2 separate regions of the Homo sapiens genome follow, and region 1 is linked to region 2. A link is an interaction called in ENCODE POLR2A ChIA-PET data of the cell type or tissue named here. Cell type or tissue: HepG2. All regions are shown on one strand. Region 1 holds the start of NDST1-AS1 (NDST1 antisense RNA 1). Region 2 holds the start of LOC124901211 (small nucleolar RNA U13).

Region 1 (5,000 bases), 57 kb after region 2:
AGTAAAGAATGTCCAAGTCCTCCAAACAGTCCAGATATTTCAAGCCATACTCAAATCCAAATTCCAGGCCAGTAGAAGTCGGCCCAGCCTCCAGAGACTTGCAGGCCTGGCTTTGGTCCCAAAGCATGGAAGGGCGGCCAAAGCACAGCCAAGCAGGTCCAAAGCCTAGGGCAGAGAGAGCTCTGGGCTGCCTAGACCAGAGCCCATTTGTGAGTTTGTCAGACGCCAACCCCCAGCCTATGATCTTAAATTCTTGACCACATCCTCAACTTGTGATTACAAAACTGTTCGTCGCATACCTCCTTGCGACAGGAGGCTCACTATCCATGTTCTCTTGCTTGCTGGGGCCCTCCCTTTACTTGTTGATTCCCCCAGAGGCCTTTCCTCTTGCTCTGACCACAATGACAAGGACAGTCTGACCATATGACGAGTCAGCCTTCCAACTCCTCCATTCAATGCCCTGCTTTTCTGAGTCCCCTCAATGTCCAGCAAAGCAACGGAATTTCCACATTTATTCCTACAAGCTGAACTATCAGCCCAGGAGGGCCCCCTATTTCCAGGGCCCTCAAAAAGCCTACAAACCCTGCAAAACCCAGACACAGTGCTGGAACACCCCTCGGAGCAGGCTGAAATGCACAAACTTTCCTTCCCCAAGAACTTCTCTCATTATCTACCCCCACCCACCACACTCTCTCTCAGCCCTAGATTTAAGATGTTGTTAATTAAATTGCAATTTGTTTTCCATTTTTAAAGTAATTACTCAAGGACCTCAATCAGAGCCCGATCAGTACTCATAAGATGTCACCCCCACCAAATGATTGGGCCAACCCAGGGTGTGAAAGCCAGCAGAAATCTAAGCCACTTCACGTATTCACTTGTGGGATATTTACTGAGGGCCTACAGGGTGCCCAATACTGAGCTAGCTAGGCTCAGGGACCTGTACACACATGCATTCTCCATTAGGGTTCTGCAATCCTGACACTATTACTATCCTCAAGGACTCTGCGCATCCAGACCCGTCTATTAGTTAGCAATGAGAACCCCTGCCATGGCCAAGTTACACAAGAACACCCTTGCCCTACCTCTGCCCCCTGCTGATCTGAAAGTAACCTGGTCTGAAAGAGAAGTAAAGATGTGGCTGTCCCTGGGTGCTAGGGAGAGAGGCCTGTTGACAAAGCCACCAGCTGTCTCCAGTCAGAGCCAGGGAGACAGGCTTCTCCCTGCACCATCCGCACTGCCATAGACACAGCAGCCAGCAACAGCACTTGGACCATTACGGAGTTCCAGGCCCAGTCTCCAACTGACCTCCCTCCTGCTCCAGCTGCCCATGCTAACAAGAGCCAGGGCACAAGACCTCACTTGGAACAAGTACCAGGCAGAAGAGAGCATTACCTGCCGGTGGGGAAAATGGGGAAGAGGACAGATGTCCCCATAATTTCAATTGAAAATGAAACTGTACAGGGCCAAAGTTGTAAAAAAAAAAAAAAAAAAAAAAGGAGAAATAAACTGTGAGCTGTCACAGCAAGACACTCTAGAGATCTGTGGCTGAGACACAGGCTGAGAGAGGGAGGTAAAATCCAAGCTCCACCACTTTCTATCTGTGTGACCTTTACAACCCTGCGCCTCAGTTTGCCCCTCCGTAAAATGTGGTTAATAGTAATGCGGGAGAATTAAATGAGAGAATGTATGTAAAGCAATGAATTAGTCCAGCGCCCTAACACACAGTAAACGTGAAATGTACTTGTTGAATATAAGCATGACACCATTTACTGAAATACCACACACTCCTCTCATCCTCATTCTAGCAAATACCATTCTCCCCATTTTACAGGTGAAGAAACTGAGGCTAGGGGAAGGTAAGGAACCCACTCAAGGTCACACCGCTGGAAACTGACAAACAGCCAGGTCGCTCTGAAGAGACCTGGGGGCAAAACTGCCCGCAGGCCATTCTGAAAGCTCTCCTGGGTGGGGAGGGCAACAATGGGCGTTCAGGGGGTGGGGCTCTGTATTCCCTTAGCCTCGCAGGGCACACCGGGCTGCTCGAATCTGCAAAAAGCCAAGTGGCCAGTCCCCAGATTCCCGGCCGGTCCTAGAGCCCACCCGTCCCACCGGCGCCCCCTCCTCACCCCTGTCCCAGGGCGTTAAAGAGCTGCGTGCAAAGGGAGAACTTCTTGCTCCCGAGACCCTGAGGGAGGAGGGGAGTTAGACAGCAGGCCGCTCAGAGCCCGCAGAAAACCGGTCCGGCTGCCTCAGCCTTCGCGAAGCCAGGACCCGGCCTCTAACCCCCTCCCTCGCTAGACAAAAGTTTCCCCTGTTCGGGAGCAGGGGAGGGGGAGGGGGCATTCCTCGTGAGTGACATTATCCGTGACCTACAGCTGCCGCGCTGCCCTCGCCCGCACCCCAGCCTGCCCCCGGCCCCGCGCGGCCCCCTACCCTTTGTCCTCCCACCCCCGCGCGCGGGGCCCGGCCGACTCCACCCGCCCGCCCGGCGCCCGCCCGCACCAAACTTGCGCCGGCGGCCGCTGGGGGCCCCGCGCGGCCTGCACGCCGGGCTCGGGCCCCACCGGCTGGGCGACAGGGGACTGGCAGGCCCGGGCCCTCTCGGCCTCTTACCTGCCACGGCTGGGGCGCCACTCGGGGGAAGGGGCGCTCCCGGCGAGGAGCGGGACGCCTGGGTCCCCCGGGCCGTGCGTGCGCCTCCGGGCTCCGGCCCGGGCCAGGGTTAACCCCTTCGCGGCCGCCTCCCGCCGCTCCCACCCCCGCTCCACGCCGCCGCCGCCGCCTCCTCCCGCCCGCTCTCCTCCCCCTCCCGCTCCCTCCCGGTGCCCAGCCCCCAGTCCCGGCCCGGCGCTGCGCCGGGGCAGCTCGCAGCCTCCCCCTCGTCCCGCAGCGGGGAGGGGTCTCCCTGGAGACTGAAGGTTGGGGCGCGCTGCCTCGCCCCCTAGCCCAGAGGGGCGTACCCGTGCGCCGAGAGCCCCCAAGCCCGTCTCCCCTTACCTCCTCGGCCCAGCGCCTACCTCCCCGAATCGCGGCCGCTGGGAGCGGGGTTCGATCCCGTGATGCCGCGTGGGTGCCGGCCAGAGAAGAGCTCCGGAGGCCGGGGCGGCCGGCGGGCGTGCGGTGAGCGCCCCGGGGCGGGGGCCGGGGCGGGACCGAGCGCTGCTATCGGGGCTGGATTTCTCGACTTCCACCCGGATTCTCCCTCGGCCCTCCCGGCCGATTCGGTGCTGCTCGGCGACCACGTGACGCGGGCTGCCTTTGACCCCTATCTCCGAGCGGGTAGGGGGCGGGGGCCGGAGGGGGTGTCAGATGCAGGACCCACGAGGGCCGGGGCGGCTGCCCGGCGTCCCCGAGGCGGTGACCCCCGGGAAACAAAGCCCGGGGGGAAACCAACAAGTTATTCGGGGTCAGAGACGAAACAGCGCTGGGGGTCGGGAGAGGCGGCAGAGAGAATGTGGGAGACAAAGACCCGCGCCCGCGGCGGCTCCGAGGGCCCTGGGAACGCTCTGGCTGGGCTCGAGAGGGCCTCCAGGCTCTTCCACCCCTGGGCTTGTGACAGCTCTCCAGGACCTCCTGGGACAGCTCCCCGACCACCAGTGCTCTGCCAGAATGACCCCTCCTGGGCAGACCCTCCCTCCCCCAACACACACCTTTGCCCTGACTCTCGAAAACCCCTTTATCGTGATTATGTGGTTCATTTACTGGTTTCATTGTTTACTAGAATGTCATCTTTCCCAACAAGTTGTTCCCAGCAGAATCCTCTCTCCTGGCACAAAACAAGCAGATGAAGAGGTAAATGACCTTGTGCAAATCTCTTCTCCCGCTGAGCCTGCCCCCCAACCCCTGTTATTCTAGCTATCCCAAGGACTCTGCAAATTAGGCAGGATGACAGTGGTTGTTCCCGTTAAACAGATGGGAACAATGAGGCTCAGAGAGATGAGATGATTTGGCAGGTTAATGAGAGCCTAGGCTGGCACTCGGATCGGCCTGCTCCCAGTGGAGGGCTTTCTGCCACCCATGAGCCAGCCTGTAAAATGAGCAGGGTGGGGTTGGATGAGTGAATCCCTTAAGGAGCTTGTAAGGATGCAGATCACCCGGCCCTGGAGATCCTGAGTCTGGGAAACAGTGGATTGGTGGATTCCTAAGGACCTTTAGAGGCTCAAGATTATCCAACTGGGCCGGGCGCGGTGGCTCACGCCTGTAATCCCAACACTTTGGGAGGCTGAGGCGGGCGGATCACGAGGTCAGGAGTTCAAGACCAGCCTGGCCAACATGGTGAAACCTCCTCTCTACTGAAAATACAAAAATTAGCTGGGGGTGGTGGCGCATGTCTGTAATCCCAGCTACTCAGGAGACTGAGGCAGGAGAAAATCGCTTGAACCCGGGAGGTGGAGGTTGCAGTGAGCCGAGATCGTGCCACTGCACCCCAGCCTGGGTGACAGAGCAAGACTCCGTATCAAAAAAAAAAAAAAAAAAAAAATTTAGAGTATCCAATTGTAGGAACAAAGCTCAAAAAGTATACAAGGCCGGGTGTGGTGGCTCATGCCTATGACCCCAACACTTTGGGAGGTTCAGGCGGGCGGATCACTTGAGGTCAGGAGTTGGAGACCAGCCTGGCTAACATGGTGAAACCCATCTCTACTAAAAATACAAAAAAAAAAAAAAAAAAATTAGCGGGGCATGGTGGCAGGTGCCTGTAATCCCAGCTACTCAGGAGGCTGAAGCAAGAGAATCACTTGAACCAAGGAGGTGGAGGTTGCAGTGAGCCATGCCACTGCACTCCATCCTGGGTGACAGAGCAAGACTCTGTCTCAAAGAAAAAAAAAAAAAGGCTGGGAGTGGTGGCTCATGCCTATAATCCCAGCACTTTGGGAGGCCAAGGTGGTGGATCACAAGGTCAGGAGTTCAAGACTAGCCTGGCCAACATGGTGAAACCCTGTCTCTACTAAAAATACAAACATTAGCCGGGTGTGGTGGTTCGTACCTGTAATCCCAGCCAC
Region 2 (5,000 bases):
CTGTGAATGGCAGTCTTGTGTCTTGTCCTTCCATGAGCTCCCACTCCCACCCGTGTCCAGCGAGGAAGCTATAGTCAGTATGATCCTGCATTGCTGTTCACCAAATCTAAGCTTCCTCTAGGCGTAACCAGCCTCCACCTCTTGTCAGTGTCAGAAGTAGAGGCAGGACCCCGCATGACACTAGGCAGGTGGACAGTCAACTGGTGGCTGGCTTTCCATTTCCGCCTGTCTCCTCCACCAAGGACTCTATTCTCAGCCATCACCACGCTCCAGGCGCCTGGCTCAGGGCTGGCACACAGTAGGTGCTTACTAATAATATCTGTTGAGTGAGTGAGTAACTGAGTGTCAGACGGAGCCCTGTGTTCCCGACACAGGGACTCCACCCCAGCCCCACTCACCTGGTACCAGGAATAGGCCCGGTCCGCGGGGTTGATGAGGATGGTCAGGACCTTGGCTTTGGGCAAGAGGGCTGCTGCCCGCCGGGGCGCCACTTCTGAATCAAAGTAGTTGGCGCTTTTCTCAAAGTAGAAGTCGGAGGTGGTGTTGGAAGGGATGGGGAAGAACTCCATGTACCTGCAGGAAGCCCAGAGAGGCGGCTCACAGACAAAACTCATGAGGAGGGGGCTAAGGGAATGCAGCACAAGGGCGAGGCACTGGGGTAGAATGTCCTCAGAGAGCAAGTGGGAAGCTTTGCTCCCAACCAAACAAGGACTTGCCTCCAGTGGGGATTCTGGAGGGGAATGGCCTCTTGGCAGCCTCCCTGTTTCAAATTCGTTCCTTTTCCAGAAGACTCTGGAGTTGGGAGGATCTGAAGACTTGTGGGTGCGCCGGCAGTTGCAGGTCATGGGGAGGGGGTAATGCCCCTCAATCCTAAACTCTAGGATCCCGCCCCCTCAGCTGCTCCAGGCTTAACTGCCAGGGCTGTCACTCTCTCTGCCTCTAGGGGGCGAGCTGGGGCTCAGAGTGGCTCCAGGACTGCCCCAGGGAGGCTGGCACAGAGCAGAGGGGGCCTCCAGAGGGCGGACTTTCTTTCCTGACCTGGGGGAACACCTTCTAGGCCGTCACTGTGGACCAGGACCTCCTGCTACCCACAACCCCTCCCCAGCCTGCTGTGGGTGAGCACGGCTTTCCAGACTAATGCCCATATCCCACCAGAGCAATGGCCACCTCTGGATGAAGGAACCTCTGGAAACCAAAGGAACACTCCAGACCCTCCCAGGGGAATCTACCTATGCAAACTCAGGGTCCAACTTCTGGGGCTTGTGGGAAGCAAAGTCCACTCTCATGAAGGGTACAGGGTCCCTATCCTATCCTGTGAGGTGGGGCTGATCCAGGCTGGTCCCAAGGATGTGCTTCATCAGAGCGTTCTGGGGGCCTGCTGGATTCCTGCACCCCACTTTAGACCTACCTACAAAATCAAGCTCTTGGGAATTGGGCCAAGGAATTACGTCTTCTCTCATCTTTCTGAATTTTCTTTGCATGTCCACAATCCTTTGTTTACAATATCTCAATTGAGAAAGCTTTGAAAACACAGGCTTTGTTTCCTAGGTTTGTAGCAAAGCCATTTGGCAACAAAACCTGACTTATTCCTCTTACTTAGTGTAAATATTCACATACTTTGCTACAGACATATTAATGAATTTGCTAACAGGGTGCTGCCCCAGGTGTCGCTGAAGATGTTACTAAATATATGGTTTCGCACCACATTACCTTTCTAAAACCTGAAAAATGTTGACTTCCAATAATTCATCTGACCACACTAGATTTTAGACAAGAGACTGTGGAGATGTTAGAAATGTAGGTAGATGGGCCGGGCGCAGTGGCGCACGCCGTAATCCCAGCACTTTGGGAGGCCGAGGCGGGCAGATCACGAGGTCAGGAGTTCAAGACCAGCCTGACCAACATGGCAAAACCTCGTCTCTACTAAAAATACAAAAATTAGCCAGGCATGGTGGCGGGCACCTGTAGTCCCAGCTACTTGGGAGGCTGAAGCAGGAGAATCACTTGAACCCGGGAAGCAGAGGTTGCAGTAAGCCGAGATCGCGCCACTGCACTGCAGCCTGGGTGACAGAGCGAGATTCCATCTCAAAAAAAAAAAAAAGAAAGACAGAAGGCCCATAACCTCTCCACCCAGGGAACCCACTGACATAAAAATAATAAATAATGGTAATACATGGACAAGGTTTAAAAAGGCAAACTTTGCAGTCCATGCACGTGATGATTGGGTGTTCACACACGTGTGAGGTGTACCCACCTCGAACCTTGTTATGATCTCAGCACATTACCTACCTGACATGAAACATTTTTTAAAAAGAAAGAAAAAAGGCAAATAGAGAAAGATGCCAACTGAAAAGGTGGAGAGTAAAACCATCTCTGCTCTGGCCCCCACACCCTTAAGGGAACCTCTACTAGGACCCTCTGCTGGGAACCTCTACAAAGGTAACCTCTGCAGGCTCTGGTGGGAAGTGGCAATCTTAATGACTTCCCCAAGTGACGCCCAAAGACCAGCGACCTGTCCCTGAAGGGCCCACAAGAACACCTCTGCTTCACAGTCAGCCACACGCAGTGAGGAGAGCCAGAACATTTGGATTTCCGACCTTGGGACCCTGGGCAAACCCTTCTCCTCCCCAAGACTCAGGATGTTTCTCTGCAAGCAAGGGAGGGGTGGACTTCGACCTCAGCGTCTGACTACAGGCGGTAGAGCAAAGGGGCAAAGGGCCTCCTCATCGAGTGTCCTGTCTATGACAACGCTGTCACACCATGATTCAAGGGTCACTGCACTTTGTCCCTGTTTACAGGAATGACAGCTGTGTGTGAGCAAGCTCCAGCTGCTTCCTGCTGTGGCCACAGCAGACTCCTGGGAGGCCCCAGGATGGCCTTCCCGTCCCGCTGTGGACAGAAAGGCCAACTCACCAGTCGATGCCTTTGTGATAGTTGTGGCCATTAAAAAACTGGATCTCCTCAAAGGTCTCAGAGCTGGGGTAGTTGCTGCTTAGGTCAGGGTGCATGCCCAGGAACAGGTAGAGGGCAGTGGTGCCTGTGGGGAGGGTAGACACCTGAGACCCAGGGCCCAGCCCCCAGCCAAAAGATAGAGTCTGGGTTCTGGGCCTAGCTCCCCACGACCCACTGGGGGCTCCTGGGAAGGTCTCTGCCTTTCTCTGGTCTTAGCTTCTTCATCTGTGCAATGAAGGAATTACTAAATCCAGGGTGGCAAATATATGGCATGCATGTGAACACCGCAACTCCTGTACCTACTACGGACATCGCTAATCTATCACAGCACTCTTCACTAAACGAGGACGTGGCCTCAGAATCTGCCTCACCACTGCACTCTGGTAGCCATGTTTAACTGACTGCTGTCCCCTCAGCATCCCAGAAGAGCTGGTCCTTTCCAGCTCTGGGCCTCTGTCCTCTGGCACTTGGTAGGAGCTCAGGGAAAAGGGAGTTTGTCACCCTGCAGTTCTGTTAATGTGAAATTCTTAAAGAACTAAGAAATCTTGTTCCTATGTCTCTTCTTCCCAATACCCTCTGCTCACTCATGCACCCTGCCCTACCTCCTCCTCAGTGAGTTCATTCACTTTCTGTGGTATAAGTCTATGGTTTACATGCTATAATGAGAGAGCCCAGAAGAGAAGGAGGCTATAGAGTTTGGCAATTAAGAGTATATGTTTCAGGGTCACAGAGATCAGAGTTCAGGCCTGGAATTGCCATTGCCTAACTGAATGTGTTAAGGGAAGTCACTTGACTTCTCTGAACCTTGAGTTTCTGTCTACAAAATGGGAGTGCCCATTTGTGCCTTGCAGGGTTGTATGGATGACAAATGCTTAGCAATCATGTCACTGCTTCTCCCTACTGCACCTCTGGCAGACATAGCTAATTGATCACAGTCCTCTTTGTACCAGTTTTGCTTGGCATTACTCAAACTAGCAGAGCAACTGATCTGGGCTTCTCTGACTGGACTTGGAGACTCCCAGGATAATGCAGGGAGAGCTCCCTGAGGCTATGGTTCAGGATAAATAGGAGAACTCCAGGCCCCTCCTCCACCTCTTTCCCCTCCATACTGACAGGCAATTTGTGTTCACCCCAACTTCATTCCTACTTCCTGGGAAAGAGGGAGCAAATTATCCGGGAGTGGGGCCAGGGCAAGGCAGTCCTCAGAATTCTGTGGCTGAGACAGCAGGCAGTTGGGGAAGCTCGGTCAAGAGCAGAGAGACCTGCCTGTTTTCTGGGGGCCGATGATGAGGAGCTTTGGGAAGCGGTCACACGTCTTCTCCTTGGACCAGATGTCTTTGTGACGTTTGTCCTCGCAGGGGTCCTAAAACAACAGTGGAAGGGATGTGTGGGGCGCCCCAGAACCCAGTCAGTGGACTCCCACTGCACATGGATATGTGGCCCTTACAGCCCAATGGGCATGATACCTACATGCTACATGTGTCCTTGTCACATCCCCACCCCCAGACACTGAGCCACTGACAGGCAGGCTCCACTTCTGGTCAGTTTCATGTCCCCCAAAGAGCTCGCAAAATGCCCCTTAGCACGTAACAGGAACTCATAAGCACTTGTTGAATTTAACTGGACAAGCTGCGTCTGAACCAGGGGGTCAAGAAACGCTTCCTATAAAGTTTAATTAATCTTTTGGTAAGTGTTTAGTAAATATTTTAGGTTTGGGGCATGGAAGTTTCCATTGCAACTACTCGACTCTGCCGTCATAGCATGAAAGCAGCTATAGACAGTAGATACAAGAATGAGCGTGGCTGTCTGCCAATAAAACGTTCTTTACAAAAACAGGTCTCAGGCTGGTTTTGGCCCATGAGTCACGGTTTGTGGACTCCTGGTCTGAACTATGAGACTGTCACCAATTCCAGCTTCTGCTTCCACTTTTTAAAAGCCCGTAGGAGCAGACTTTCCCAAAAACTGGCCCCCAAACCCTCCCATCAATCCCTTTTCCCACTCAGAGCCTGCTGGAGTTAGAAGAGATACAAGAGATTATCTAAGAGCCT

The links. ChIA-PET counts read pairs that join two places held together with the same protein. Peaks named below come from ENCODE experiments on the same cell type or tissue, not always from the same donor. Only the 100,000 strongest peaks of a DNase experiment are listed, where the experiment ranks them.
Region 1: POLR2A ChIA-PET joins it to region 2 with 30 read pairs; 16 of 35 experiments call an interaction of 5 or more read pairs at or near these places.

The regions. Positions count from the first base shown.
Region 1 is chr5:150,484,021-150,489,020 of GRCh38, reverse strand. NDST1-AS1 (NDST1 antisense RNA 1) reads left to right here and starts at 3,029. Exons shown (of 3, transcript NR_105061.1): 1 at 3,029-3,120; 2 at 3,722-3,792. RefSeq lists a silencer at 2,476-3,265 and an enhancer at 2,798-3,453. In HepG2, CTCF peaks have their summits at 1,092 (motif pointing left) and 2,554; DNase peaks (open chromatin) are centred at 1,110, 2,300, 3,260 and 3,850; H3K4me3 peaks cover 2,741 bases.
Region 2 is chr5:150,540,885-150,545,884 of GRCh38, reverse strand. NDST1 (N-deacetylase and N-sulfotransferase 1) reads right to left here. Exons shown (of 15, transcript NM_001543.5): 9 at 4,219-4,315; 10 at 2,914-3,037; 11 at 399-573. LOC124901211 (small nucleolar RNA U13) reads left to right here and starts at 2,196; the gene lies at 2,196-2,295. RefSeq lists silencers at 842-961, 2,604-2,898 and an enhancer at 2,604-2,898. In HepG2, a CTCF peak has its summit at 973 (motif pointing right); DNase peaks (open chromatin) are centred at 974, 2,774, 3,744 and 4,764.